3 separate regions of the Mus musculus genome follow, and regions 1 and 3 are each linked to region 2. A link is a loop called in an ENCODE intact Hi-C map of the cell type or tissue named here. Cell type or tissue: left cerebral cortex. All regions are shown on one strand. Each heading gives the region's core, and the rest is flanking DNA. Links, peaks and the distances in the headings are about the cores only.

Region 1 (10,112 bases), core at 979-8,978, 69 kb before region 2:
AAGGGTAGTCCCTGAACATGCACTTGTTTCTGTATTCACTAACAATATAATATTTCCATTTATCCAAGGTTCTGAAGACTCAGAAGATGGAGTAGAAATGGCAACGGCAGCAATAGAGACTCAAGGGAAGCTTGAAGCTAGCAGTGTACCCAATTCTGATGATGATGCAGAGAGCTGCCCCATTTGCCTCAATGCATTTAGAGACCAGGCTGTGGGCACCCCAGAGACCTGTGCCCATTATTTCTGCCTGGATTGCATCATCGAATGGTCCAGGGTGAGTTGGCTTTTCAGTGGGCTACTGCTACCCCTTATGACTAGGCTGCCTTCTCTGCAGCAAAACTGAACACAGGGCTGAGTGCTGCCTGGGTTCTCAGCATTGTGGGGAAGGAATGCTTACTGTGGGGGCTGTTACTGGGTGAGAAAGGATGACTCTGGCTTTTCTGAGGGTCAGGACACAAACTCTTCGGCAACCTCACATAGTAAGTGTAAGGCAGCCTCTGTAGGTATTGGAATGGTGCAAGTGTGCTTACTCAGTTCTGATGGCAAGTCATGAAGAGACAAGCTTTTATCACGCTGCTTACCTTGCAGTGAACTTTAAGGAGACTTGCCTGGGCCTTCACCCACTGGCAAAGACTTTTATATGTGTACAGGTATGTGGTGTGTGCCTGTCTTTACACGTAGAGGCTAAAGGATGTCAGGTATCCTGCTCTGTCGCTTTCTGCGTTATTCCTTTGAGTCAGGATCTTTTACTGAAGCTGCAGCATAATAGGCAGCTAGTAAACCCAAGACATTCTCTCATTCTTCATGGCATTAGCATTGAGAGATGAAGGTATAATCTTGCCCAGGTTTTTATGTGGATGTTGAGATATGAGTTTGGGTCCTTGTGTTTGCATAACAAATTTTCTTATCTGTTGAGCCATCCCCATCCTTAAAAAAAAAAAAAAAAAAAGTCAAAATAAGAGTTGTTATTGCCTATGCTTCTATCTGTCCCCAATGATACTGGCAGTGTGGTGAAAAATTTCAGCAAGGTTATAGGGGTTATGCCTCTGATATTCCCTTCCTTCTCCCCCAAGTAGCTTAGACGTGTCTCTGTAGTTTACTCTAAGTGGTATGGAGATGGCAAATGCCTTTCCTGTGTCCACAATTCTGCCAAGTTAGCTTATTGTGGTGTTGTGTCAAACTTCTTTGTTCTTTTGTGAGTCTGGCGGATTAGATTCAGATTAAGTTGTTTCATTCTTTAAGTTGAACAGCAAGAGGTTGGATGTGGTAGCACACACCTTTATCCCAGCACTCGGGAGGCAGAGGCAGGTGGATTTCTGAGTTCGAGGCCAGACTGGTCTACAGAGTGAGTTCCAGCACAGCCAGGGCTACACAGAGAAACCCTGTCTCAGAAAACAAGACAAAACAACAAAACAAAAAAGAGGTGGGATGTGATGACACATGCCTGTAATCTCAGCATTTAGAAGGGAAAGACTGGTGAATCTGAGTTGAAGACCAGCCTGGTCTATATAACAAGTTCCAGGCCAGCCAGGGCTACATAATTAGAGCCTATCTCAGTTAATTAGTTGAAGAGCAAGACATTCTGTTTACTGTATATATGATGTTTATTGGTAAGGGAAAGCATTTGAAAATGAGCTTATTAGTAAAAAAATCTTACAAGTGATCAGATGTTGAATTTCATGAGGTAGTTAGATACTGGGTTAATAAAGGTGAAAAATCTAGACTTAAAAATGACTCAGGGAGATGGACGGTGGTAATACACACCTTTAGTCCCAGTACTTGGGAGTCAGAAGCAGGCAGATATCTGAGTTTGAGCCAGTTCCAGGATAGCCAGAACTATACAGAGAAACCTCTTCAGAAAACCAAGGATGGGGGCTGGAATAAATCTTTAAAAAAAAAACAAAGATGGTTAGATGTATAAATGAATAACAATCAATCAGGGGCACTGGAGAGATAGCTCAGCAGTTAAGAGCACTGGCTGATCTTTCAGAGAACCTGAGTTCAGTTCCCAGTACCCACATGGCTGCTCACAGCTGTCTATAACTCCAGCTCCAGGGATCTGACACTGTCACACAGATATATATGTAGGTAAAACACCAGTGTACATAAAATTAAAGTAAATCATAAAAATTTAAAAAATCAAATCAGGGTCATGGGGATGGCTCAGCAGTAAAGGCTCTTGTATCAAGCTTGACAACCTAAGTGTGTTCTCTAGCAGCCACATGAAAGGAGAGCTCTACCTTCCACAAGCTGTCCTCTGCTCTTAGCTCTCAGAGCAGTCACTTGGGCTGGTCAGCAGGGGAAGCACTTCAAAGCCAAGCTTGAGTACCTCGTGGTGGTGTGCAGAGAGAAGAGAGTCAAATACATTGTTTTCTGCTCTCTTTACATGGGCTATGGCACACATATCCTTCCCCGCCAGTCTGGGCTACACTGACACCCTGTCTCAAACACTTTCACCAAAGAGAGAGGGAGGGAGAGAGAGGAAAATTAATATTGAATCAGACAAACAAGGGAACATATAGTGCCTTGATTCTCACATAACTGTAGTGGCAGAACATAAAAGAGGTGGCAGACCTGGGTGGCCCTCAGTTTATACATTTATCAGAATTTAGTGGAGTACACAGCTAAAGATGGTATGTTTTATTGTATACAGTATATTTCAGGAAAGGCAACTTGAGCTGAACAGACAAGGAAAAAAATCTTTGTAGCATGCATCTGATTAGCCTACACACTGAAAAGAAATGCTGAAAAGATACTAGAGATGCTCAGGGTCTACTGAGCAGTTCACAGAGGTCTAAGAGAAGATCTGGGTCAGCAACAAACAGGCTGAGATGCCGTCTACCCAGTCTTTCCCTTCCCTCCTCTCCTTTTCCTTCTTAGTAACACCTGTATGGGAGCATGCATCCAGCATGTTGACCTTGCTCCCTCAGTAGCATGGTGACTTCAAGTTTTGTTCACCCAGTTCTAGCATCTTAGCATAGGCCCTTAGCCAAGACCAAGGCTATCGATACAGATTTCTGTGTAAAAGAAATCATTATTTTTGGTTTTTTCAGGACAGGGTTTCTCTGTGTAGCCCTGGCTGTCCTGGAACTCTCTCTGTAGACTTGACTGGCCTCAAACTCAAAGAGATCCACTTGCCTCTGCCTCTTGCTACATGCCTTTCAAGGGCTTTGTGCATTACCACTGCCTGGCTAATAAAAATAACTTTTTAGTTTGTTTTTTTTCAGATATACTCTATAGATCAGGCCAGCCTCAAATTCACAATCCTCCTGTCTCAGCCTCCCAAATGCTGGGATAATGGGCAGGTGCTACCACATTCAGTTTAAGATTGTTGATTGTTAAGTAAATTCTTTATTTTGAAGACAGTCGTGATAAGTGATAAGTGATTGTAATAAGTAATTGATGAGTAATGAAGGGGATTATGCCGGATTCTGATCCAATCTTTATTTCTTACAGAATGCCAACTCCTGTCCTGTTGATCGAACAGTATTTAAATGTATTTGTATTCGTGCCCAGTTTAATGGTAAAATCTTAAAGAAGGTAAGTGTAGGTGCTGTCTATCCCTGCTTGTATTCTTATAGGAAGGATCATGATGCTAAATGGTGACTCGCTTTTCTCCTAAGTGGTTGTCAGTTCAATTAGGCATAAAAGGAGTGACTCAGGCATCCTTTTTCGCCTTGAGCAAAGCCTAGGGCTAAGACTGGTGTTTTCTGGGACATAGGTACCGAGTCATGGAGATGTTTCTGTCCCTCACCCCTTCTGACTACAGAGCTCCTCTCCAGCCAGCCTCCTTATGAACTGCAGTCTTGGCGTGTGGGAGGTGCAGTGGGGGGACAAAGGGCCATGTGAACTGAAGTTTGGAAAGTACTGTTGGGGCTGCAAGGAAAGGTGGTTTTGCTTATTATTTATTGTCCCCTCCTTTTCTCCCTTCCCTAAACCCCTTTCTCTTTCTATCTTTTCCTTCTTTTTTCACTCCCTTCTTTGTTTTCTCTGTCTTTCCTATCTGTCCCTCCCTTCCACTTCCTTTCTTTCTTTTTTTCTTCTTTTCAATGGATTAAATTCCAGGCCTTGTGCATGCCAGGCAAGCTACACAACCAAGAACTACAAATTGTTTGAGAGAGGGTCTCATTATATAGACCAGGCTGGCCTTGAACTCACAGAGATAGATCCAGCTGCCTCTGCTTCCAGAATGCAGGAATTAAAGTGCGACTGCTACCCACATAGTGCTACCCTTGTGTTTTTTGAGACAGATTTTTCCTGTGCATAAAAAGATCGGCCTTGCTGCGATTGTGTACACCTTTAATCTCAGTACTGGTGGGAGATAGAGGTGGGCTTATCTCTCTGAGTTTGAGTATAACCAAGAAAACATAGTGAGATCTTAAAAACAGCAGCCTGATTAAAGGGATGGTTCACACCATCAACCCCATCGTTTGGGAGGCAGAGACATAGGCAAATCAAGTCCAGCCCAGTCTACAGAGTTCCAGGATAGGCTACACACAGAGAAACTCTATCTTAAAAAACTGAAAACAAAACAAAACAATTAATTAAATAAATAGATAAATAAATAAGTAACACCAATAAAACAACAAAAGAGATTTCAGGTCTCCATCTGCTGACCCTTTTGCTGGTGACTGAGCCTAGGACCAGCGGCTGGGCAAGCACTCTGCCCCCTGAGCTCCATAGCAGGAGTGTTGTTGAGCTTTTTCTGTAGAGCTCTTGTGCTTCTGCTTTAAAGTTATCATGTGCTCTCCCCACCCATGTCTGCAATTCACAGCACTGGTGAATCTGTACCACGAAGTGTTCCTGCATCACAGGCTCATGTTTGTTGCTTATTTGTTTGGTTTTCTTAGAGACAGGGTCTCTGGGTAGCCCTGGCTGTTCTGAACTGATTATAGACCTGGCTGGCTTCAAACTCACAGAGATCCACCTGTCTGTCCCCCAAGTGCTGTGATTAAAAGCCTGCACCACCTCTCCTGGCCCCTGGCACAGTTCTTGCTTTTACTTTTCTTCTAGTTACCTGTCATTCAGTGAAGATAACATACAGGTCACCATATGCCTTAGGGTTCCTGTTGCTGAAATGAAACACTATGACCAGAAACAAGTTGGGGAGCAAAAGGTTTCTTTGGCTTACACTTAGATGCTCTTCATTACTGAAGGAAGTCAGGACAGGAACTGAAACAGGGTAGGAACCTGGAGGCAGGGGATGATGGCAGGCACAGCTTTGCGGCTGTGGAGGGATGCTTGCCCTTACGGCTTGCTCAGCCTGCTTGCCTGCCTGCCTTCCTTTGTTTTGTTTTGTTTTGTTTGTTTGTTTGTTTTTGTTTTGTTTTTTAGAGATAGGTTTTCTCAGTCCTGGCTGTCTGGGAACTCAGATTTGTAGATCAGGCTGGCTTCAAACTCGCAGAGATCTGCCTGCCTCTGCCTCCAGAGTACTGGGACTAAACACATGTGCTACCATGCCCAGCCTTCAGTCTGCTTATAGAATCCAAGACCACCACAGAGAGATGATACCACCCACAAAGGGTGGTATACCATCCCCCATTAATCTCTTTAAGAAAGTGCCTTACAGTTGGGTCTTTTTTTTTTTTTTTTTTTTTTTTTTTTTTTGAGACAGGGTTTCTCTGTATAGCCTTGGCTGTCCTGGAACTCACTTTATAGACCAGGCTGGCCTCGAACTCAGAAATCCGACTGCCTCTGCCTCCCGAGTGCTGGTATTAAAGGCGTGCGCCACCATACCCGGCTTACAGAGTTGGATCTTAGGGTGCCATTTTCTCAGTCTTTCAGATGACTCTAGCTTGTGTCAAGTTGACATAAGACTAGTCAGCATATCATATATTTGATTATTCAGGTTGTGGGTCCATAGAGCCTATCTTAGGGGTTCTGTTTGTTGTGATAACATCATAACCAAAAGTAACTTGGAGCAAAAAGAGTTTATTTTGCTTACACTTTTCTAATCACAGTTCAGCATCAAAGGAAGTCAGGGCAGTGACCTGAAGATATGAGCTGATGCAGAAGTCAGAGGAGTGCTGCTTATTGGCTTGCTCCCTGTGGCTTTCTCAGCCTGCTTATAGCATCACAGGACCATCAGCCCAAAGGTGACACTATCCACAGTAAGCTGGCTAGAACATGCCACCTTGCTTACCCATAGGCCAGTCTGATAGGGGTATTTTCTCAACTGAGATTTCCTCTTCTAAAATGACGCTAACTTATGTCCCAGTTGACATTTTAGCCAGCACACATCCCAAGTAGATCTTAGGCCAGTGGGTTTACTTTAGATTAGATACATGTCCTATGAATTGACCACTCAGATGTTGAGGGTATGTTCACTGACCAATATTTCTGTCTTCAGATTCCAGTAGAAAACACTAAAGCTTGTGAGGCTGAGGAGGAAGACCCGACTTTTTGTGAGGTGTGTGGCAGGAGTGATCGTGAGGACCGGCTCCTACTGTGTGACGGCTGCGATGCTGGGTAAGGGTACTGGTGCCTTGCAGGCTGTTAAGTTTGTCATGCTCAGGACTGCATTGTGAAGTGGGGCCCAGTGGGTCATAGACAGTGACACTGATACCTCTCCTGGCTCCTGTGTCTATACTTCCTGGTGCTGCTCAAAGGCCGTCAGTATATCAAGGTCAAAGAAAAAAGGCAGGAGAGTGGACTCACCTTAGGAGAGAGGGCAGGCCAGCTGAGGGGTTGCTTTTGGGACAGCATCATCTTGGCTGCCTGGATCTTTTTATCATTATTGTTATTATTGTTTCTATGGGTGTGGCCTATATGTGGATATGTACATGTGAATAGAGGTGTTTGTGGAAGCCAGAGACTTTGGATCACCCTGGAGCTGGAATTACAGATGGGTATATGCTTCCTGAAGTGGAAGCCTCGTGCCCTGCAAGAGCGATGTGGTTTTAACTGTGAACCATCTCTAGCTCCCTCTTTTGCCTTCTGATGTACTTGAAATCACTTTATGCTTGTGACCCTGTCTTCTGGGACACTGCTTGTGTTCTTTGCTCACTGTTTGTTCTCTAAGATGGAACTGGCCTCCCTAGCCTCTTGCTAGGTTTTTGGCTATTGATTAGAAAGTTTTTTCTGCTATAAAATTGTGGCCAGTTACAGAAATATTCTTCTCCAGGTGGAGAGGCTGGTAGATCTGGAATGTTTCCTAGGGCAGAAAACAACAGTTTCAAGGTGTGGACAAGAGGCTTTGTACTGTTCGTGCTGGAAGGGAGAAGCAGTTTTCTGCATTTGCCCTCGCTCGCTTGCTCCCCTGTGGCTGTCGCTGGGGTTCTTCTGGGTTGCCAGTTGTGCCAGCTCCACTGGCTGGAATTTGGTGTACAGTTTGTACCCAGGAGCTGACTTTCATCATTTCAAGGCACAAGGGTCTCCTGGGCCTTCATGCCTGTAGAAATTCAGTTGGTACAATGACTACCAGCTTGTCTTGCAGTTTTGTTTTGTTTTAATCAAGAATTAAACTTATAAATTCATACTGATTTATGTATTTCACTTAACAGATGCAACAGTGTAAGCATTAAAATCATGATAGATCTAAGATATTAAAATTAACTCATATTAGTGGTTCTTGTACTTCTAAGCACCTAAATACTGTTGACTTTTACATTTTTCTATATCTTCATGGTTGTCTTTCAACTCTCAAGTCTAAAACTTCTCATTCATTTTGAAATGGAATCAGAAGGCTTTCTATATTCCAGGACAGCCAGGGCTACACAGAGAAACCCTGCCTCGAAGAAAAAAAAAAAAGAAGGCTTTGTATAGATGGTTGGGGGAGGGGGGCAGCACATGTTGCACACATTGATATTTTGTGAAATAAGCACAGGTTGTCTTTGAGTTCTAAGGAGTTACGACTGAACATTAAAGGTCCGTGTTCAGAGAGAAGATGGGGTTTACTTGAGTCTCTTTATGGCTTTTCAAGATTTGTTCTGGTGTATGATGTTACATGGACCACATTGCATGTGACGTTCCAGTAAGGGCCACCCACCTGACTGTAGAGGATTTTCAGTTCCGGCCACTGACATAATAGTTTATAACCACCCAAAGCTCCCAGGCACTCGTGTAGCACACACTCATGTACACATTCATATACTTTGTTTTGTGGGATTTTTTTGTTGTGGTGGATTTTTTGTTTTGTTTTGTGGGTTTTTTTGGTTTTGTTTTATTTTTTATTTTTGTTTGTTTTTGTTTTTTTGTTTGTTTGTTTTTTTCGAGACATGGTTTCTCTGTGTAGCCCTGGCTGTCCTGGAACTCACTTTGTAGATCAGGCTGACCTCGAACTCAGAAATCCGCCTGCCTCTGCCTCCTGAGTGCTGGGATTAAAGGCGTGTGCCACCACCGCCCGACTTATTTTTGGTTTTTGAGACAGGGTTTTATGTAGCCTTGGTTGCCCTGGAACTAGCTCTGTAGACCAGTCTGGCCTTAAACTAACAGAGTTCTACCTGCCTTCCAAGTTCTGGAATTAAAGGTGCATGCTTCCCTGGCTCCAGGCTCATAATACAAGAGAAAGGTAGAAAAGGTCAGCACAGCCAGCACAAAGTTTATTCCTGCGAAGCTTAAGACCCGAGACAGAGCACAGTAGCTTTACACCTTTCATCCCAACACTATGAGTTCAACGCCAGTCTATCCTACATAGTGAGTTCCAGGCTAGCCAAGGTACTTAGTGAGACCCTGACTCAAAACAAAACAAAGGATATGGAGAGAGAAAGGGGCTGGTGAGATGGCTCAGTGGGTAAGAGCACCTGACTGCTCTTCGGAAGGTCCGGAGTTCAAATCCCAGCAACCACATGGTGGCTCACAACCACCCGTAATGAGATCTGACTCCGTCTTCTGGAGTGTCTGAAGACAGCTACAGTGTACTTACATATAATAAATAATAAATAAAAAAAAATTTTAAAAAAGAGAGAGAGAGAAAGGCCTAGAATAAGCTAGGGACTGGGTGCAGGGCTTCTTGGGGCGCCCTCTTCAGGAACCTCTCATCTCTTTGACACTCTCCATGCCCTGTCCTTGGTGGTCTTGAAGGAGACTTATGGCATGGTATGATTGAAGCATGGCCATTGGACTGAAATGTGACTGGACAGGATAATAAGATATTCTCTGCCAGCATGGGACAGGACTTTTGCTAGGCAAGTGTTCTTTCCCCAGCCCCTTAGAACGCTCTCGGTGTTCTAAGGGTTACTTAGTCATCTACTGTCAGATACAGTGGGTCAAAAAGGAGATTAGAATTTCTGTGGCCCACCTTGGGAGTGGGGATTAGAGGCAGGACTGTGTTTAGCCTGAGGACCCCATAACATTGGAAGTGAGAAGCCGTTGGCAGGATACATTGCAAACTAGACTATTTAAAATAGTCTTTGCATGTGGTTTCTTGTGAGACTTGAAGTCCAAGGCTAAGACTGGCACTGAACTGTTGTTCCCATAGGTACCACATGGAATGTTTGGACCCGCCTCTCCAGGAGGTGCCTGTGGATGAATGGTTCTGCCCAGAGTGTACGGTCCCTGGTGTGGATCCCACTCATGGTAATGTGCTGTCCTCTCTTTCCTGCAGAGCACTTGGGGTTTTCCTATCGTCAGTTTTAGAGAAGGACCTTGTAGAAAATCTAGACTTGTTATGTGGGAAGAACTTTCATCAGGGAGAGGGCTTTCTTTGAATTCCTTGGTAGGAGCTGGAGGACTTAACCTTTGGAGGCCACGAAAGGTTGTCAGTTTAGGGCTTTCAGTTCTTAAGGCTAACTGGGAAAAGCTTGTGATATGTGATAGTGTACATGACCCAGCAGCCCACGGCTCTCTTCCAAGATGCAGCTCCTGTGAGTGATGAGGAGGTCTCCTTGCTACTGGCTGATGTAGTACCTACTACAAGCAGGCTTCGGCCTCGAGTAGGCAGGACCCGGGCCATCGCTAGGACACGGCAGAGTGAGAGAGTGAGGGCAACTGTGAACCGGAACCGGATCTCCTCTGCCAGAAGGGTCCAGGTAAGTGGCTGGCTCTCAACAGGGTGGTCTCTGGGCTTGGGAGCTGAATTGAAGAGATACCACTGGCAGTAAAGGGCCCTAGCATGGTCATATGGCAGGCCTAGCATGCATGTAGTTAATCTGCCAGAGCGTAGGTGAGTCTAT
Region 2 (10,112 bases), core at 953-8,952:
CTGTCCAGAATGGTGTCTAGTCTAAGTGTTGCTGATGGACAAGCTGCAGGTAGAATGGTGACTCCCAGGAGCATTCCCAAGGGTCCTCAGAGGAGACGGAAGGGAGGGATGCCCATCTCCTCCCTGAACACCTACTTCAGAAGTGCAGCATGAGGGCGGACTGGGGTGGAGGACATTCTTCTTTTCAGACCCATCCAGGCAGAATTCCAAAGGCCCTTTGTCCAGCACCATGGCTGTCCCTTTAAGGCAGCAGCTCTGCTTTTGCAGGCGTGGCCTCCACAGGTTACACAGAGGATGAGAGGGAAGCTGGCTGGTATCCGGACGCTGGAAGAAACTGCCAGAACCTGGCCTACATAAACACCTGAAGCCTGATAACTGAAAGTAGGAAAGCTGGGGGCTAGAGAGCTGGCTCACCGGGTAAGAGCACTGGCTGCTCTACTACAGGACCAGAGTTCAATTCTCAGCACCCACATGGCAACACAACTGTCTATAACTCCAGTTTCAAGGGATCTGACACCCTCACACAGCCAGACACACAAAACACCAATATATAAAAAAATAAAAGTAGGTAAATCATTAAACAAAACAAAACAAAAACAAAAACATGTGCTAGAGAGATGGCTCAGTGGTTAAGAACACTGACTACTCTTCCAGAGGTCCTGAGTTCAATTCCCAGCAACCACATGGTGGCTCACAACCATCTGTAATGAGATCTGACGTCCTCTTCTGGTGTGTCTGAAGACAGCTACAGTGTATGTATTTATAATAAAATAAATAAATCTTTTTAAAAAATCTAAGCTGTTAAAAAAAAGTATGACAGCTGTGTGCTATGTGTTGCATGCTCTGTGCTGCATGTTGCATGCCGTATACTGCATGCTGTATGTTGTGCACTGAGTGCTCTGTATTGTGTGCTCTGTGTGTGCTGCATGCTGGCTGAAACGTAAACTTACACTATGTGGGCCAGGCTAGAGGCTCTGGGAGATGGATGAATGGACCAGTGTTGCATGTTCTGGGCTGCATGTCGTGCCGTGTGCCTAGGAGGTTGGTCCTACAATGGGTCATCACTTCAGGTACTAGCTATGAAAAGGGAGCCTTGCGCATCCTCCCTCAGAACACTGGTAGAGAATGATCTGAGAAGCTGGGTCTCAACGAGAAAAATGGAATAGGTGTGAGTGTCTGCTAGACAGACAATTGAAGAAGACAAAAGCATTAAATCCAGATTCATCACAAAGGTCTGCGAGCAGGCACAGGCCGAGGGGCTGGGTTAATAGTATTTAACTGGAGGCCAAGAGCAAGTGAAACCACCATGGATTTCCTGCCCAGCTGCCTAATAAACACCAAACTGAAACCTTGGAAAGGGCCATGCTGGCTGTGGGGAGAGAGCCAAGTACTTACTCTATGGTAGCCTGTCTGGCTTGAACTTGCTATGTAGTCCAGGCTTGCATGAACTCATTCCCCGTTGGAATCAGAAGTGTGCGCACCATCACCGTGCCTAACCTTTTGCCTGTGCCTTTTTATCCCTGATCGGGTGTGTTCCTGTGAATGAATTAACTCCTGTGAAATAACTGTCTTTCTACCCAGCCCCTAGGGACAGCTCCTTCTTGAGTCTATGAAGTCAGCATTTCTAGGTGTCCCACTGTTGTATAGACAGGTTCCCTCAAGCAGTTCCTTGGGGACTCAGGGATGAGCAGTGGCATCTCTGGTCAGCAGCCAGGAAGACAACAGTGGAGGGTCACGCTCCTGCTCTGGGGCTGTCTTACTCAAGCAAATATAAGTTCATTCTGGAGAAGGCAAGACCAGCTCTTCCTTGTCAGAGTCTGAGCAGACGAACCCTCCTGTGCCTGTGCCTTTGAACTGCTCAGCAAGTGGGCAAGGGCTCTTGGATGCAGTGGTTAATAGAAGACCCTGCGGCTGCTCAGCCAGCTTGGTTTCTGTTGGACGCAGTGTCCTTGACAGGCAAGGGCATTTGCTTTTCTGCCCTGTTTATTTAGTCTCTGCACATGTAATCTCTCTCTCTCTCTCTCTCACACATGCACTCTCATTGTTAAAAGTAGCATATATACACAGAAAATCCTGTAACAAATTGCTTCAGCTAGGCTAAATTTGAAAATTCCAAATAAAATGTGAAAGTTGGCAGACTCAGGACCCCTCCAGCCGTGTTAAATTAACTCCTGCACTACCTCCTGAAAGCCCCTCAGTGAGGCTTCTCAGATGGCCCTAGTACACACCCCAAGTAGAAAGGGTCCCAGCATGGTCTTTCCACTCCAACACAAGCATTGCTTGCCACTTTTATCCTGTGATCAAGCAGGACTGCTTGCAAATCAAACTGTGATGGCAAGGGATTATTTTCTCAGAGAGTACAGGTTCAGAGGATGCAAACTCAGTAATGCCAGTTAGTGTTTAGGTTCCAGTTGGTATGTTTAGATGTTTATGTTTCAGCCAATCTCAAGAAAATCCACACTTTTTCTACACGTAAAAAGAAGACACCTGAGCTATTCACCACAATTCCCTCCCCCTCCTACTTTGTACATTTAGGGACCCACAACAGAGCCTTCCTATAGGACTCTAATGAGGTGCCAGGAGGGCCAGTCCTCAAAAGATTTGAGTTCTAGTTTAGAACCCTCCAGGGTACCAGAGCTCAGGGACTAACTGCTGTGTTTAGCACATTTATCAAAGCCATCATTATGTATGCTGGGCTGTGCACCCAGGAGCCAGATGGTGACAGGGTTCTTCACTTCCCTCTGGTCTGTTCCCACCAGCCATGTGACTCTGGTCACACAGCAGTCAAGGCCTGTTCCATCACCAGCTTCAGTACAAGACCAGCCACTGTGCCCAACTGACAGTTAGTGGGTTCTATTTGCTAATATATTGATATTTATTGTTTGTTTGTTTGTTTGTTTGAGATAGGTCTCACTATGTAGCTCTGGCCTAGTCACTATGTAGACTAGGCTGGATTGGAACTCACAGAGCTCCACCTGCTTCTGCCTTCCAAGTGCTGGGATTAAAGGTGTATTCCACTACACCCAGCTTGTTATATATTTTTAAAATTTTATAATTCTTTGTGTATGACTGTTTTACTTGCATGTATATATGATCACCAAACATATGTAGTGCCCGTGGAACTCTTCAGACTGAAGGAAAGCCTGAAGAAGAGTTAAATAGTGTCAAGTTATTATGACTAATAATGTTGCAAAATACTGAAATAACTGGAGGAAGTAGGCCATTATCAAGTACATAGCAATTTCACCAAAACAGAGCACACACTACAACACAAAATGAACCCTAATGAACTGCAGCAGGATAAGGTGACACAGTCCTAAAAACACCAAGTAGACTGAGGCAGGAGGATCATGAGATGGCCAGTCAGAGCTAAATAGGAAGATCCTGCCTCAAAACCAAACCAGGCCTGGTGGCTTTCCTATAACCCCAGTACTTGATGGCCTGGTGGCTTTCCTATAACCCCAGTACCTGGAGGTTAGAGGGAGGAGGATCCCAAGTTTAAGGCCAGCCTCGTTTACCTGGCAAGTTGAAGGCTAGCCTGGGCTACATAACCCCCGGGTGGATGTGGTGGTGTACTCTTTACTCTCAGCATTGAGCACTGAGCAGCAGAGGCAGTGGATCTGTGAGTTCCAAGGCAGCCAGGACTATATAGAGGGACTCTGTCTCAAAACCAAAACAAACAAACAAACAAATCCACATAAAATAACAAACATAACTAAAGTCCCACAGAAAACAGTTTTCAGAGCCACACTAGAATGAGGACAACTGCCACAAGAAACACAGAAAATCCTTAACTACCTGGGAATCCCACATATTTCTAAGAGATCCAGATCAAGTGTGAAAGCAGACCCGCATCCAGCCATCACCTGCTTCTCAGCAGATCTCTGGTGGGGAAAGGAAAGTCGTCTCCACAACTGTTGCTGGGGTGACTGAAGGAAAACGGATCTCAAGATCCATAGTGTTGTGGTGACAGGAAGGGGACACTGCTGGGCCTCTGCACTGCTGCAAAGCTCCACAGCTCGCCACTGACTTCTGACAAGTGTAGGAGGCAGGAATGCCAGGGGATGACACTGGGAGCCACTGGGGTAGCTGCCCTCACCAGGGGCTGGTGATGTTAGCCAAAGCTCTAATAGGATATAGGCATTTTACTGTGGTTCAATTTTGCTTTCATAAAAAAAAAAAAAAGTCCAAAGCACACAGAAAATGTTAATAGTCATTTATCTTTGGATGCATTGGGCCCTGGTGTTGAGACGCTACAGGAAAACATGGTGGTCACAAGGTCACAGCATCCTCCATCGCCCACAGGAGGCAGGGCACTGCAGCGGCTGATGGAAAACTGTGTTTATGTATCCGATCCGCACCAAGTTACACTTTACAGAGTTAAAATAGGAGACAAGTTTTACTATATAAAAATAGCCTGAATGTAGAAACAGCTATGAATACTATGCACTCAAAAATAATGGTTGGTGTATATAAAAACGTTTTCCCTGCTGAAATACACTAATCTTAAACAAAATGTTTCATTAGTGTCTGCTACCCTCGTTTGTATTATTTTCCAGATCTCCCTTCTCAGGGCCAATAGATCAATGATCTTCGTAGGCCAGCACAGGAGTCACAGGCTATCCCAGGGCCAAGGGAGGGTGATGGGTACGGGTCTGAGCTCACATTACCTCTTTCCTCTCTGTATCAACCTGCATTCTCGCCTGGGTCACAGCAGCTTCCCTGCAAGAGCTCGCCTGCTTGGCTTGTTCAAACAGCGTCTTCAGCTGCTGAGCTGTGTTGAGTAGGGAGTTGACCATCTCTTCCAGGTACAGCCAGCTCCGATGTTCTGACATCTCCAGCCCACTGACCACGGTGGGAGAGACAGCTTTGGTGGGGGTGGACGGTGGCACGGCCAATGCGGGCAGCGATGTCAGGACTAGAATGTAGAATGTGGGATAAACCAGAGATTAGTGATTTCCAGGCTTAGTTCCAGCCTCGGGTGGGAGGAGATGCACTGGAGATGAACAATGTCCCCACTCTTGCTCGAATTCCCACACGCTATTAGCTAAAAGCCTTCCCTGAGGGCTGATCACTTCTAACATAAGGCCTACAGTAGAAGCTCACAGACAGACAAGAGAAAGTAAAAGCAACCAAGACACTCACCCAGAGAAGGGGTAGCCATGAAACACAGAAGCAAACAGCCACAGGACAAGCACACTGAGGGCAAGGAGAATGGAGACATTCTGCCAGCACCACACACAGGAAAACCAAGGCTTATCTGGAAAGTCTTTCTGGGGTCTGCAGTCAACATGGACGTGAGAGCCATGATTCTCCTGGCTGGAGAAGAAAGCCACCAAGATAGACAGAGGGGACCAGAACACACTGTGATTTTAGAGGAGACAATGTGAACCTCTTCTGCAGGTGGGTCTAGAAGAGAGGTGCATGTGGGAGTGCAAAGCACTTTCTACTGTAGTCTACTGAGAAGTCTGGGAATAGACACACTATAGACACCCAACGTGACAGGGCTTCTGCGGGATTCTTTTTCTACCGCACAGAGCCTCTTTCCATTCTCCTGTGAACTGGACAAGGCACCCAGTCATCACAAAAGCCAGTACTCAACAGTTGCAACCTCTACGATGAAGGCGAGATATTCCAGTGGCTTCTGAAGGGAGGGGAGACATAAAACTTGGGATGAGGGCTAGTATAGTAAGGTTGCTCAGTGAGTAAAGCACTTGCAGCACAAGCATAAAAACCTGAGTTCGAATCCCAGGAACTCAGGTAAGATCTAGATGTGATAGTGCACATCTGCAATCCCAGCATGCCTCTGAGCTTTGAGGGGAGACTGAGGAGACAGGAGAGACTGCCCAGGCTCTGAATGACAGCTAGCCTAGTACTGGCAGTGCAAAAACAAGAGGCCTGTGTCAGAAAAGGTGGATGGTGAAGTCTGATCCCCAGGTCAGTCTCTGCCCTCCACATGCACATGCTACAGTGCACCAGGACATCATAAGACCACACTCAACACACACATGAGCGTAAAAACACACATGCTGGGTATGGTAGCCCATGTCTTTAACCCCAGCACTCAAACAACAGAGGAAGGAGATTTCTGTGAGCTCAAAGCCAACCTATATATCAAGTTCTAGCCACAGCTATATAGGGAGGCCCCAGTACACACACACACACACACACACACAGAGAGAGAGAGAGAGAGAGACTGATTGACTAATGAAAATAGGAGACAAAACACTGAAGCATGTTGGGTAATGCCTGCAATTACTCTTAAATAGTTTTTTTGGGGGGAGGAAGTTCTTTTTATTGTATTTACAACTCTTTTGAATATGTGAAATCTATTTTTAAAAACATATTTTAATGTTATTAAATATCTGTGGCTCCTGCAAGCTGAGTCCCAAAATGAGCAGTAGAGAACGCATCCTCCTCAGAAAAGATGGGACCTAGGCTACAGCAGAGATGGAGAGGAGGCTGACATGGGTTTCTCAATGCTGAGAAACTTGACAAGTATAAAACCAAATGCCCATCAGCAGAGGAAGATGCAGGTAGATGTACCTTTAAAAAGTATACTGACACAGAAATTTGCTCAAGATGTGCCACTAAGTGAAAACCCAAAGTCAAGGTGCCCACACAGAGAGGGTCACCTCGGCTCTCAACTATGGGAACACAGATACTGGCACAGTCCCTCACACCAAATACCACTTGATCCAATTCCATGGTCAAGGCAAGGAGATAAGTCTACTCACAGATTTCTGTTAGGGTGGACCTGACAATACCAACAATAGGTCATTTCAGTCTCTATGGAAGCAGCCTGATACAAACAAAAGAAACCTTATATATGAGTGAATAGCATGGTTGTATGTAATAAAACTTTATTAGCAAACACAGGTAGAAGGCTTGACCTTGTCAACCCTAACCTAGTACTCTGAGAGAAAACAATAAACACATTGGCAAAGCCCTATTCCACTCACAAGAAACAGTTCTGGGGTTGGGGCATTGGGTCAGAGGTAGGGCACTCGCCCAGCATGTATGAGATGCTACTGGGCTCCACTGCCAGCACTACAGTGAATAAAAATCAAACAAAAACATAATTTTGAGGACTATAGCTTACATGCACATAAATTCTTTTATACTCACCAATTTTGGGGTGTGATGTTGGCAATGCAGCTTCTGGAAACGGGGCAATCTGGCAGCTGTCCTGATAGCCAGGGTAGTGGGGTTCAGGGTGGCCAACCCTGCAGGGAGGCTGCACACCTGCCTCTTGCACTGTGAGAGAGAAGCAGATAGCCTCAGCGCAGCAGATTTAGTCCCAAGTCCTACAGCTGCGCACTCAATCCAGAGATCCCAGCCCTTGGTGGCTGTGAGTGACCTGAGTACATATTTTGAATCCAGGATACTCTGGAATTCAGGTGGTTGAAGAAATTAAACTTATTACAAAATATATCATGTGGGCTGGTGAGATGGCTCAGCAGGTAAGAGCACTCACTCACTGCTTTTCTGACGGTCCTGAGTTCAAATCCCAGCAACCACATGGTGGCTCACAACCACCTATAACGAGATCTGATACTCTCTTCTAGAGTGTCTGGAGACAGCTACAGCATACTTACATCTAATAAATAAATAAATCTATAAATCTTTGGGAAAAAAGATATCATGTGCTTTGTTAACACGACTTTAGAATATTTAAAATGACACATGACTAGGATGGTTTCCTTTTTTTAAGATTTATTTATTAAATGTATATATGAGTATATTGTAGCTGTATAGATGGTTGTGAGCCTTCATGTGATTGTTGGAAATTGAATTTTAGGACTTCTGCTCCCTCCGATCAACCCCGTCATTCCAATTGGCCCTGCTCCAGCCCAAATATTTTTTATTATTATACATAAGTACACTGTAGCTGTCTTCAGACGTGCCAAAAGAGGGATTACAGGTAGTTTTGAGCCACCATGTGGTTGCTGGGATTCAAACTCAGGACCTTCGGAAAAGCAGTCGGCACTCTAACCTGCTGAGCCATCTCGCCAGCCCCTGACTAGGATTGTTTCTAGTGGCTGGTGTCAGTCTAAAGCAACATCAGCAACGCTACCTATTTCCGGCTCTGTGTGTTGGTCACAGTGCTTAGTGCTTTTTCTCCAATACCCACCAGGCTCCTTTCAAGATTGAGTCCTGCTCAAGTCTCTGCTGAGGAGCCAGGCAACAGAGACTGTCATAGGGACTGGGGACACATCAGGCAGATCCTGAGACAGCTTACCTGTGGCTCCTGCAAAGACATCACCTTGGGCTGGGCTCTCAGAGATGACAGCAGTGGCCTCTACAGTGGATGCTCTGTCAAAGGTCAGTGCTCCAGAGGTAGTGATCTGTCCTGAGGGTGTCACAGTGACTGAAAAGGCAAAAAGGCACTTGATTCAAGGCCACATCAGGCACTGGGCTGGAAGCATGCACTGCTCTTTACAAAGGTGCACGCTTCAGAGAGATCCCAGGAGCTTACACAGGGACATACCCCACATGTGGTATGACATCAGGAAGTCAGTGACCTTGAATCCTAGGGGAAAGAGCCAGAGAGGGTGGGACTCAGGCCAAATCTGACTGTGGGGCCAGGAACTGTGCACTCCAGACAGAAAATAAAATGTGGACGAACTTTAAAATATTTGGTAGTTTGAATCAAAGGAAGACTTTTCATTGTCAGATTATCTCAGAAATGAGAATCCTTGAGTTGGGCTAAGATAGAAAGACAGGATGACAACTCAGCAAAGCACTTCTGTGCTATGCTAGCACTCACAGGTGGTGGCCGCCGTGGCAGGAAGCAGGGTGATGTTCTTGGGGGAATCCTTCTTCACTGGAGTTGTGGGCAGCTCATTCTCTTTCTTGCGCCTTTTATAAGGGACGAAGAGCCTGACAGGGCCACTCTGTGGGGAGAAAGGTAAAACTGACCAAGGGCAACATTTGAAGGGCGCCTCCTTCTTCCCACTCCTTATCAAATTAGTGACTCTATTACTACTGCAGAGAGCAGACGTCCACAGGAGCCCTCAGAATGGTAGAGAAGACATTTTCTGAAGAAATCCATGAAGAGCACTGCTGCCAGGCAAGCACACAGCCTCGACATCTGGAGCTTTAGATTCGTAGAAGGGAAGTGGGCCAAGGGAAGGAGAACAAGGAAACCCCAGCCTGAAATGAAAATCAGCAGCAGTGGAAGCGTCGTGCAGAGCCATCTGCAACTCAAGGGAGCGGCTGGCGCGGGTCTATAATCTCAACAACCAAGGCAGAGGCAAGATAACTGCCACATGTTCAAGTCCAGCCTGGTTACAGTGTGAGGCCCCACCTCAAAAAGAAAAAGTTTAGAGGCTAGGCCCAGTGGCACAGGCCTTTAATCCCAGCCCTTGGGAAGTAGAGACAGGTGGATCTTTGTGAGCTTAAGACCAGCCTCATCTACATAGTGAGATCCTGTCCTGAAAATGAAAACAAACAAACAAAAAGCTCAGTGGTAGATGACAGCACTTGACAGCCACCAAACCTATCAAGACTGAAACCTGAGTTTGATCCATGTCTCCTTAATTCCCTATAGACATGCCCATAAAATATCTGATATAAACAATTCCTCAACTGAGATTCCTCCTTCTAGGTAGTGCACACCTCTTACCTGGTGAGTGCTGACATTACAGGTATGTGAAATCTATGTGATGCAGGGGGTTGAACCCAGTGGTTCTGTGCATGCTGGGCAAACATTCTTCCAACTGAGCTACATCCCTAGCCCTCCCCTCTTTTTTTTTTTTTGCTTTTTCGAGACAGGGTTTCTCTGTGTAGCCCTGGCTGTCCTGGAACTCACTCTGTAGACCAGGCTGGCCTCGAACTCAGAAATCTGCCTGCCTCTGCCTCCCGAGTGCTGGGATTAAAGGCGTGCTGGCGCCACCATGCTCTAGCCCTCCCCTCCTTTCTGTGGTTCTTTAGCATCTGAGCATGCACCTCTCCTGACTACAGCTGCTGTTGCTACTGTGCTGTGTGGGCTGTGCTTCTTTCTCATCGCCACCTTAGTTTAGTGGTGAACCAGACCTTACAGGCGACACGCTGTGGCAGGAGTGGGTATTGACACCCACTAGCCCTGGCTTTTTGCTGTTGCAGTGTCT
Region 3 (10,112 bases), core at 813-8,812, 54 kb before region 2:
TGCTTAAGCTTTATGCCAGAAATTTTCATCACATTCTAAACAGTACAGTTTAAATTTTATGAGTTTTGTTTTTTTTCCTTCAGTTTCCCACTTGTTATTTTCAGTTATAGTTGATCATGGATTATAGGAGCTATAGAAAGGGCAACCATGGAGGAGGGGCACTGTGATCTCTGCTTCCTGGGGTTTCTGCAGAAGATATCTGCCCTAGTTTTGCTCCCACATGTAGCAGTGTAGTTTGCAGGGGCAGCAGGAGCTCAAAATAACGGAGCTGCTAATTACCTGGTATTCCCTTCACACCACGCCATATCCTGGTGAGTTTAGTCCTAGCTTCTCAGAATCCTAGAATGAAGAGTCATGGCAGTACATGGTGGCTTAGACCAAAGCACACATGGGTCCTTTAGCAATTGATTTCTGTTTTAAAGTGCTTATCTTCAGAAGGGTTCAGAGTGCTTGTTTGTCTTCCAGTCTCTAGGGGCGCTCTCTGTTTGACCATGAATGGTCATGTTATAGCCATTGTTGTCTTCAGCTCTTGGTTTTCTTTTTTTTTTTTTTTTTTTTTTTAAATGTAACTGTGATTTTTTTTTTTTTTAAAGATTTATTTATTTATTATATGTAAGTACACTGTAGCTGTCTTCAGACACACCAGAAGAGGGCATCAGATCTCATTATGGGTGGTTGTGAGCCACCATGTGGTTGCTGGGATTTGAACTCCAGACCTTCGGAAGAGCAGTCGGGTGCTCTTACCCACTGAGCCATCTCACCAGTCCCAGCTCTTGGTTTTCATGTGTTTTGTTTTTGGGTTTATGTAATTTATATAACAGTTGTAAAAATCTAACCCCAACTTTTCACTGCTATTTGGATTCTCCCCCTTCCCTCCAAGAGCACATTACTTTAAAATGTTACAGGGTTATTTCTCTGGAAAAAAAAATCTAGGCCAGGCTGGAAAGATGATGGCTCAGTGGTTAAAAGCATTGACTGTTCTTCCTGAGGTCCTGAGTTCAATTCCCAGCAACCACATGGTGGCTCACAACCATCTGTAATGGGATCTGATGCCCTCTTCTGGTGTGTCTGAAGAGAGAGACTGAACTCACATACATAAAATAAATAAATTTTTAAAAAAAAATCCAAGCTAAGGTAGTGCTTGTAGCCCAGACTGCAAGACAAGTTGGCACACATCTGTAATCTCAGGGAAAGGTAAGAGGATCTAGGGTTCAAGGTCATCTTCTCCACTATACAATGAGAGTGTCTCAAAAAAACAGTGGGTGATATCAATGAGAGTGTCTCAAAAAAACAGTGGGTGATATCTTAGCAGATAGAGACTCTTGCTAACAAGCCTGATCTCCTATTACAATCTCCGGATCACATGGTGGGAGGAAATAGCCAATTCCTGCAAGTTGTCCTCTGATTTCTCCAACACATGCACACACACACACAAATAAATGAATTTTAAAAATTAAAATGAGAGTGCTAGAAAGGCTGAGCAAGGTTCCGAGCACTTGTTGCTCTTGCAGAGGACCTGGGATTGGTTCCCTGGACCCATATGGCTGCTCATGACTGTCTCTTACTCCAGCCCCCTCTTCTGAATGCCTCGGGATTGCACCTATGTGTGCACATGTAGACAAAGTAGGTACATGCACGTAAAAGAAAAGAAAATAGTGAAAAAAAAAAAGTTGTGAGGTATGTGCCCACCTTAGTAATCCCTGAGAAGCTGAAGTAGAAGAATTTCCATGAGTTCCAGACCAGCTACAGACCTAGACAATTATGCAAAAATAAATAGGGGTTGGAAAAATGGCTGTGTGGTTAAGATCACTGACTGGTCTACCAGAGAACTCAGGTTCAATTTCCAGGATCCACATGGTAGCTCACAACTGTCTGGAACTTCATTTCTAAGGGGCTGACACCCTCACATGGACATACATGTAGATGAAACAATACATATAAAATAAAAATCTTGAAAGAAAGTAAAAAACAAGAAGTCCATTTAAAAAAATAAATAAAATTAAAAAGCAGCACTGGGTGGTGGTGTCACAGGCCTGCAATCCTAGTATTCGGGAGACAGAGGAGGTGGATCTGAGTCTGAGGCCAGCCTGATCTATAGAGTGAATTCCAGGACAGCCACAGCTGCACAAAGAAAACAAAACAAAACAGAAAAAAAAAAAGCCAAAACTAGGCAAGCCAGGCACTGGTGAAGCAGAGGTGGAAAGCTCAGGAGGCCAAGGTCATCCGTAGCCGTCTGCCACAGGTCACAGACGAAGCTGCGAAGGGATAGCTCGGTTGAAGTGAAGTGTTTGCTGCTATTCCAAGAGGACCTGAGTTCAGTTCCCAGTACCTACATTGGACAGCTCACAGCTACCTATAACTCTAGTGCCAGGGCAGCTGATGCCCACTTCTGTCCTCCAAAGTCACCTGCGTGCACCACACACACACACACACACACACACACACACACACATAAATATAAAAATAAACTCTGTGTGTGTGTGTGTGTGTGTGTGTGTGTGTGTTGTATGTAAAATTCAAGCCAGCACACAGTCCTGAGGTACCCAGACCCTTTCCCTAGCTTCCTAAGCTCTGCTCCAACAGAATTCAGAGGACCTGGTCACCCTAGTCAGAAAGGGTCCTGCAGTTCTGAACCACAGACGTTCAATGTTGTCTTTTTAGGGAGACGAAAGAAAGTGCTGGGAAGAAAGAAAACTCGGTCCAGGTCATCTGTGAAAAGTAAGAGTGGGAGTACGAGAGCCAAGAAACGTCAGCACCGTGTAAGGAAGACAAAAGGGAGGAAGCTGAAGGTGAGGACATAGCTCAAGTGTACAGATAAGCCAGTCTTGCTCCCCTGTATGTATGGCCCTGCCGCAGGAAGTGTCCACGGGCCTGTTTTTCTGCAGCTCAGAGGTGGGTAGGTATGCTTCTAGGTCCTCTGGAGAAGGGTATGTTAAGAATTATGTCTGGGGGCTGGAGAGATGGCTCAGCGGTTAAGAGCACTGACTGCTCTTCCAAAGGTCCTGAGTTCAAATCCCAGCAACCATATGGTGGCTCACAACCATCTGTAATGTGATCTGATGCCCTCTTCTGAAGACAGCTACAGTGTACTTAGATATAATAATAAATAAATCTTTAAAAAAAAAAGAATTATGTCTGATGAGCCCTGAAATGTAGAGGCAGAGAGGGAAGGCCAGCAGGCGTCAGAGGGCTGGCTAAGTCAAAGGGCTGTCAGTCCTGTGCTAGGAGCAGATGAGTTAAAGCTCCCAGGGCAGATCGTCACCTCCTGTGTATGAGAAGGCTGTGTCCGGTGTATCCATATCAGGTACTGTGTTCTCACTCAGCCCTGCTGCCATAAGGCATATTTGGTACTTATAGACCTAGGATGCTGGGGCTGGGGAGAATACACACACACACACACACACACACACACACTTGCCCATGTATTTTATATGCATATATACTTGTTACCTATATGGGTTTTCTTTTTTTTTTCCATTTTTTATTAGGTGTTTAGCTCATTTACATTTCCAATGCTATACCAAAAGTCCCCCATACCCACCCCCCTTGGGTTTTCTTTAATTAGATATTTTCTTTATTTACATTTCAAATGTTAACCCCTTTCCTGGTTTCCCCTCCGAAAACCCCCTATCCCCTCCCCCTTCCCCCTGCTCACCAATCCACCCACTCCCATTCCTGGTCCTGGCATTCCCCTATACTGGGGCCTAGAACCTTCACAGGACCAAGGGCTTGATAAATATGTTTCTTAGTGTATGTTTGTAATTTAAAGATGTGTTTAAATATTTAGTAGTTAGAACATTTGTTCTGGGCAGTCAGAACAGATTCTTGTGGCAGTGATTAAATTTATGAGCAAGTTTGATCGATGATAATGTTCTGAATTTAGTGATCATTAGCACTCACTTGGTGCCCTGAGGCCTAAGGGCCTGACTGTCAGTTCTTCCTTCCTAGTTTCCAGAAAGCTCTAGACCATTCTAGATTCCAATCTGAGCTCACTTTCTCCCTCTGCAATTACTGTGGTTCCTTTTTCCCCCTAGTAGAACGTGTGGGACTGTGGGCCATGGTGGAAGTGTGGAGAGATACACTCCTTGGGGAGAGGTCTCAGCTGAGGGTGTTGACTCTGTTCAATCCTTACTCAGAATTTAGAGGAAGTGGCATGTGGTCCTTTGATTGTAGTATCTGAGACTGATTACAGCCGTGCAGTGGGAGTGTTAAAGTCTACAACCGTTCCTCATGTGGCTGTTTAAGTGCAATGTGCCCCGCATTCATTTAATTTTCTTCCTGTCACGTTGGTTCAGAATGAAGTCACAGCTCGTTCTCGAATTGCACGAACACTAGGCCTCCGCAGGCCTGTCCGTGGCACCAGCATGCCATCAGTGTACAAGCCAGTGGACCCCTCCCTCGGGCTGATGAGGGCAGACATTGGAGCAGCTTCCCTGTCACTGTTTGGAGATCCCTATGAGCTGGATCCTTTTGACAGGTAATTCAGTGCTGACTGTCCCAGTACCCAGCTCATCCTCTGATGTGCTTAGGCTGCATGTGGCACTGTGTCGGTGTCACAGAGCTGCTCTGTCAGTGTCCCCTTGGCATGTGTCCCCTCTAGCAATGAAGAACAGTCTGCAGATCCACCTTCCCCTCTGAGTGCCAAGAGGAGAGTGCTGTCCCGCTCAGCTCTGCAGTCTCACCAGCCTGTGGCCAGACCTGTCGCCATGGGGCTCTCTAGGTATGTGGCAGCAGGGCCATCTGGGATGGGTGAGGGCACTGGGCTAAGTCGCTTATCCTTCCCATGTGGCCCTTGGTGATGTGGCTGAGCAGCTACTCCTGGTGTGATGTGCTTGAGTTGAGGTTGGCTCGAGCGTTAAGTCAAAGCTAATTGTCTCAGGGTCAAGTAGTCAAGTAGCACATCTGCTAGTCATACTGGCCTTAGTCTCTAAAAGGGAAAGGGTCCTTGGGTGAGGCAGCAGTCCTGGTCCACAGTGACCAACAGGTAGAGATAACTTCACTGCCAGCTCATGCCTAATGGTAGAGTGGGGCATACATATGTTATAGGTGATCTCCCCACAAGCTTGATCCCCGAGATAACGGCTCATGGCTGGGAATACAGAGGACCATGCTAGCAGAACCACTCTCTGGTCTGTCTACAGGAGGCAGCTCCCTGCTGTGGCCCCAGAGCCCAGCGTGGAGGAGGCCCCCGTTCCTGACCTGTTGGGAAGCATCCTGTCTGGCCAGAGCCTCCTGATGATGAGCAGTGCTGATGTTGTCATACACCGGGATGGCTCTCTCAGCGCCAAGAGGGCAGGTGAGCACCCATGGGGTTGCTGTCCTTCCTCATTGACTTGGGAATGTAAAATCACAGTCCTAGAAACGGATGAGTTGGAGAGGTTCTCAGACTTTGCCCTGAATTGGGGGCAACACTGCTAAGAACATAACCAGTGTGAGTTCTGTCAGGGTCTTCCAAGGCCTGCGTAGTTGTGAGTGTGCCATTTCTAGGACAGTTCAGATGCTTAGTGCACAGTGCCCCATGAATCATCATGGTCGAGAGTGGACAGTGCCTCTATCTGCAGCTTCTTGTCTGTCACACTGAATGGAACACGTTTGAACCATGGTCATGTCTGAAAAGAGAAAGAAAATGTCAGGGGTCGGGGTGGGGGGGCGTTTATGATACCATAGGTAGGACAGCTGACCTGTAACATTCCCGTTGTGTTGTGCAGGGACTATTAGTGTCCACTCTGGAAACAGAGTAGTTTCAGTGTCTGTTCTGATCATATTTCACATGTCATTGAACTTGTTACAGGAGGTGGGAAGGGTTGCTATCTGACTTCTGTTTTTTAGCTCCTGTTTCTCTTCAGCGAAATTCTGTGACTCAATCCAGAGAAGAGTCCAGGCTCAGAGACAACCCGCAGCCTGGGGCACTACCCTCAGAGAGTGCATCTGGTGGATTCGTGGGAGACAGACAACCAAACTCAGGGCTGAGCTGTGGGAATAGAACAGCTCTGTGCTGTCTCCCTGCCCGCATTGCCCAGACACCTGTGAGGTCAGATCCCTCACTGACTCCTCGCTCAGGTCTGTCTAGGACCCTTTCAGATGAGAACAGGCCCAGCCGGACACACAGCAGCAGCCCCCAACTCAATGGCTCCAATGTACGGGTTAGTTCTGCCTCGACTAAGATCGTGACTCATTCTAGCTTTCCATCGAAAAATACAGCTTCTGGGCTTCCTCAGAGAACAGGTCCCAGGAGACCTGATTTCTCCAAGCTACCCAGGATACCAAAGATCCATCGGGATGGCAATAAGAGCACGCAGGACCAGGCCCCAGCCAGCGGCCACATTGTCGAGCTCCCTAGCACTTGCATCAGCCGCCTGACTGGCAGGGAAGGCCCTGGGCAGCCAGGACGAGGCCGAGTCGACAGTGAGCCAAGCAGCAGGGGTCCCCAGGAGACTGGCTCACACACAAGTGGTTCTCGACCTCCTGCGCCCAGCTCCCATGGCAGCTTAGCCCATCTAGGGCCCTCAAGAGGAAAGGGCATTGGGTCTAGCTTTGAAAGTTTCCGGATCAACATCCCTGGGAACACTGCACATTGCAGCCAGCTGTCCAGCCCTGGATTCTGTAACACGTTCCGGCCGGTAGACAGCAAGGTGCAGAGGAAGGAGACCCCGTTCCCCCTCTTCTCCATCAAGAAGCCGAAACAACTCAAAAGCGAAATCTATGACCCCTTTGACCCCACTGGCTCGGACTCTAGCCCTCCTAGCAGCAGCCCAGAGAGTCTTGGTCCAGGCCTCCTACCCTCTGAGATCACAAGAACTATCTCCATCAACAGCCCAAAGGCCCCAGCCTTCCAGACTGTGCGCTGTGTTACCTCCTACAGGGTAGAAAGCATCTTTGGGACTGAGATGGAACCTGAGCCCCAGCCCCCTAGTGAGCCTGTATCTGGCATGCTGGAGTTACTCAGCAAGGGATCTGCTGAGGGAACCTCTGATTTGGAGCAAGAGGGACTAGGGGAAATAGAGCCTACAGAGATTCGGGGCTCCACAGCCCGGACACAGAGGCCACCCCCACCAGACCCTTGGGATGATGAGGACGAAGTGTCCTGTACACCCTTCTTTGGCTCTGAGGAACGGACAGTGACGTGTGTGACTGTTGAGGAGCCAGGTGTTCTACCAAGCCCAGATGCTCCACAGATCACCACCCACAGAATTGTGGAGTTCAGGGCCTCATCCCGTTCCCGCTCCACCTCCAGCTCCCGAAGCAGGAAGAAAACGAAGAAGAAGAAGAAAAAGGTTGCCAGAGAGCACCAGAGGACACGCTCCAGCACTCGCTCTGGCTCCAGGGACAGGACTTCACGCTCAGTATCTCCAGTTGCTGAGGAACACACCAGGAGGCACAGAGCCAAGACTAAGAGCCGGAGGTCTTCCAGTGACCGTGCCAGCAGCCAGGACAGAGCAAAGAGGAGGAAGGACAGAGACGACAGAGACAGGGAGCATAGGCGGGGTTCCTGGGGTCATGGCAGGTGCCGGCGGAAGTCCAGGTCTCGCTCAGGGAGCCCTGGCAGTTCTTCCTGTGAGCGCCATGAGAGTAAGAGACGGAAGAGGCGACATTCGGGGTCCAGGTCTCGGGGCAGCAGTCTGGAGAGGGACCGGAGACACAAACATCGGGAGAGGAGCCGAGAGCGAATGGACAAGCAGGAGAGTGTGACCCGGTCCCGGGAGAGGAGGAGGTGGCGATCTCGGTCGCCTAGCTTGGAGCATAGGCCACGAAGGCCACCTTCCCGTGAGAAGCGTGCCCATTCCCCAGAGAAAAAGGGGCCTGTGAGGGAGGTTTCCCCAGCCCCTGCTACACAGGGGGAGTCGAGGCAGGATGGAGACCACTCTGCTGAGCCTCCGGTTTCAGAAGTAAGTGTCTTGCCTGAGGTAGTAAGTGTCCTGCCAGAGGTGGTTGTGGCTGACCTGAACCCTCCAGAAGTCCCTCCTGTCCTGGCAGAGCCAGTTGCCCATGTGCCTGAGGACCTGGACTATGGTGAGTCTGTGGAGGCAGGCCACGTCTTTGAGGATTTTTCAAATGAAGCCATCTTCATCCAGCTCGATGACATGAGCTCGCCTCCTTCTCCTGAGAGTACAGACTCCTCCCCTGAGAGAGACTTCCCACCAAATCCCATACTGCCCCCAGCCAGCCTTCCACAAGACAGTACTTTACCTACCATCCAAAGGGAGGTGTTACCCATTCACAGTGAAGATATCTCAAAGCCTGTGCCCCAGGCCTTGGCCCCATCAGACCAGAGTCTGCTCAAGCAAGACACTGTAGAGATCACCACTACAACTCCCAGCACCCCAGCTGTGGTGCCCATGACAAAGGACAGTCCGGTGCTGAGTGCAAGAGGATGGGAAGCAGTCAGGCCCAGGGATGCTGTGGCCCAGGCCCCACTGCTACGATCCCGAACCCTGGTGAAAAGAGTCACCTGGAACCTGCAGGAAGCAGAACACAGCACGCCAGCAGCCCTGGACAGAGATCCAAGTGAGTTTGTCCTGCCCCCGGCTGGGACCCTGGTGGTGGTTGTCCTTATGGGTCAGGGGTGTAGAGCAGGCATGAGGCAGTGGGGCAGCCTCCCTAAGAGCCTCTCCTGACAATTTTGGGGCCCCTACCCAAGTACAGCTTCTAACAGACACATCTGCAGCTCGGCCTCGGTTCCCACTGCTGGTTCTCTGAAAATGTTTTGGCCAGGGTTGACCACAAGGCATCCACACTCCCTGTCTGTTGGGTCCTCAGGGACACCACTTCAGAGGCCCCAGAGGCCCCAGGAAGGAGACTGGGATGCAGAGGACAGGGCCCTCATAGGATTTCAGCAGGCACCATTCTCCGAGCTGCCCCCTCCCATCCACGTGCTCCAGGAGTCTGGGTTACCTGATGCAGATCCCTCTCAGGTGGGTGCTGGGCTAGAGGGACATGGTCCTTGTGCTGGGCTTTTTGGGCTGCCCTGCCTAGGGCTTAGACCTCATGGTACTACTTCCTTTCTATACAGCCCCCTGGTGCTCCCAGGGCAGAAGGGCTTCCAGCTGCTGGGACTCTGCACTCAGCAGGGGGTATTCTTGCCCAGGTTTACAGCCCCAACATGCCACCACCCTTGGCTCAGCCCTCAAGCATCCTGCCCTATGCACTGGTCAGCCAGCCCTCAGTCCAGTTGATCCTGCAGGGGACCCTTCCCCTAGCAGGCTGCGGTACAGCACAGAGCCTGGCACCAGTGCCCACAATGCCAGCTACAGTCTCAGAGCTAGCTGTTCCAACCACCAACAACTCAGAAGAAAGGACTGCTACTCCCAAAACAGCTGCTGAGAAGACCAAAAAGGAGGAGGTGAGTGCTGCTGCCTGTCCTTCCACAGCCCCTGTCTTATTTGGGCCTGATTTTAGGTAGAGTATCCAGGCCTGTGGGCTTGGTCAGGGTGGTAAGAGAGCAGCCAGCCCATTGCCTTTAGTGTTCTTTGGCAAATGAATAATATCCCAGAACTCCTGGCTTCTCGCCAATGGGCCCGCAGGTCAGTTTTGGCCATCTTGCCACAGGGTCACACATGTCCTCCTCACTCCTAGTACATGAAGAAGCTGCACATGCAAGAACGGGCTGTGGAGGAGGTGAAGCTGGCCATTAAACCCTTCTACCAGAAGAGAGAAGTGACCAAGGAGGAGTACAAGGACATACTGCGCAAAGCCGTGCAGAAGGTAGGCTGCAGGCAGGCACACACATGCCTTTTTGGGAACTCTGAGGTTGCAAGGGACACATTGTGACACAGAATAGCTAAATCTGTATGTGTCAGCTGCCATTTCTAGTTTGCATGGACTCCTGGGTCTGTAAGTATGGAGTCAGCCAGCTCTCACAAAGTGCCACTCAGGCAATGCTCATTAAAACTAAAATAATAGATGAGGAATTTCAGATGTCCTCAATCCACCCAATTTCTTTGGATCTTTGGAGGAACTAAGTCTCTGAGAGATGGGCAGATTTTTCTATAGGAACAAGTTTTAGCTTCCTTCTGACCTCTGACACAGGAAGATAAACCTCAGCAGCTCTGTGAAGTGTGGTTACAGATGTGTGTGTAGGGTGGGCATACAAGTCCCCTTAACAAGATCAAGGG

Evidence for each region. A loop is a pair of places that touch in the nucleus more often than their neighbours do. Peaks named below come from ENCODE experiments on the same cell type or tissue, not always from the same donor. Only the 100,000 strongest peaks of a DNase experiment are listed, where the experiment ranks them.
Region 1: a loop joins it to region 2, with 2.4 times the contacts of the local background. A loop is called at or near these places in 16 of 42 quality-filtered maps.
Region 3: it touches region 2 in a loop (1.9-fold over the local background); 17 of 42 quality-filtered maps call a loop at or near these places.

What each region holds. Positions count from the first base shown.
Region 1 is chr7:141,237,429-141,247,540 of GRCm38, forward strand. Phrf1 (PHD and ring finger domains 1) reads left to right here. Exons shown (of 18, transcript NM_001081118.1): 4 at 69-274; 5 at 3,457-3,540; 6 at 6,350-6,468; 7 at 9,419-9,516; 8 at 9,793-9,968. Among named protein-coding and RNA genes, the nearest start is that of Gm51460, 13 kb to the left of the region's middle. In left cerebral cortex, for the core only: no CTCF peak of the experiment used is centred there; no DNase peak of the experiment used is centred there.
Region 2 is chr7:141,306,092-141,316,203 of GRCm38, forward strand. Deaf1 (DEAF1, transcription factor) reads right to left here. Exons shown (of 12, transcript NM_016874.3): 7 at 8,771-8,897; 8 at 8,243-8,371; 9 at 7,129-7,257; 10 at 4,671-4,918. Among named protein-coding and RNA genes, the nearest start is that of Deaf1, 17 kb to the right of the region's middle. In left cerebral cortex, for the core only: no CTCF peak of the experiment used is centred there; DNase peaks (open chromatin) are centred at 4,305 and 4,953; H3K27ac peaks cover 404 bases.
Region 3 is chr7:141,252,203-141,262,314 of GRCm38, forward strand. Phrf1 (PHD and ring finger domains 1) reads left to right here. Exons shown (of 18, transcript NM_001081118.1): 10 at 2,662-2,789; 11 at 4,296-4,477; 12 at 4,601-4,720; 13 at 5,142-5,296; 14 at 5,830-8,505; 15 at 8,758-8,912; 16 at 9,011-9,340; 17 at 9,574-9,702. Among named protein-coding and RNA genes, the nearest start is that of Irf7, 9.2 kb to the right of the region's middle. In left cerebral cortex, for the core only: no CTCF peak of the experiment used is centred there; no DNase peak of the experiment used is centred there.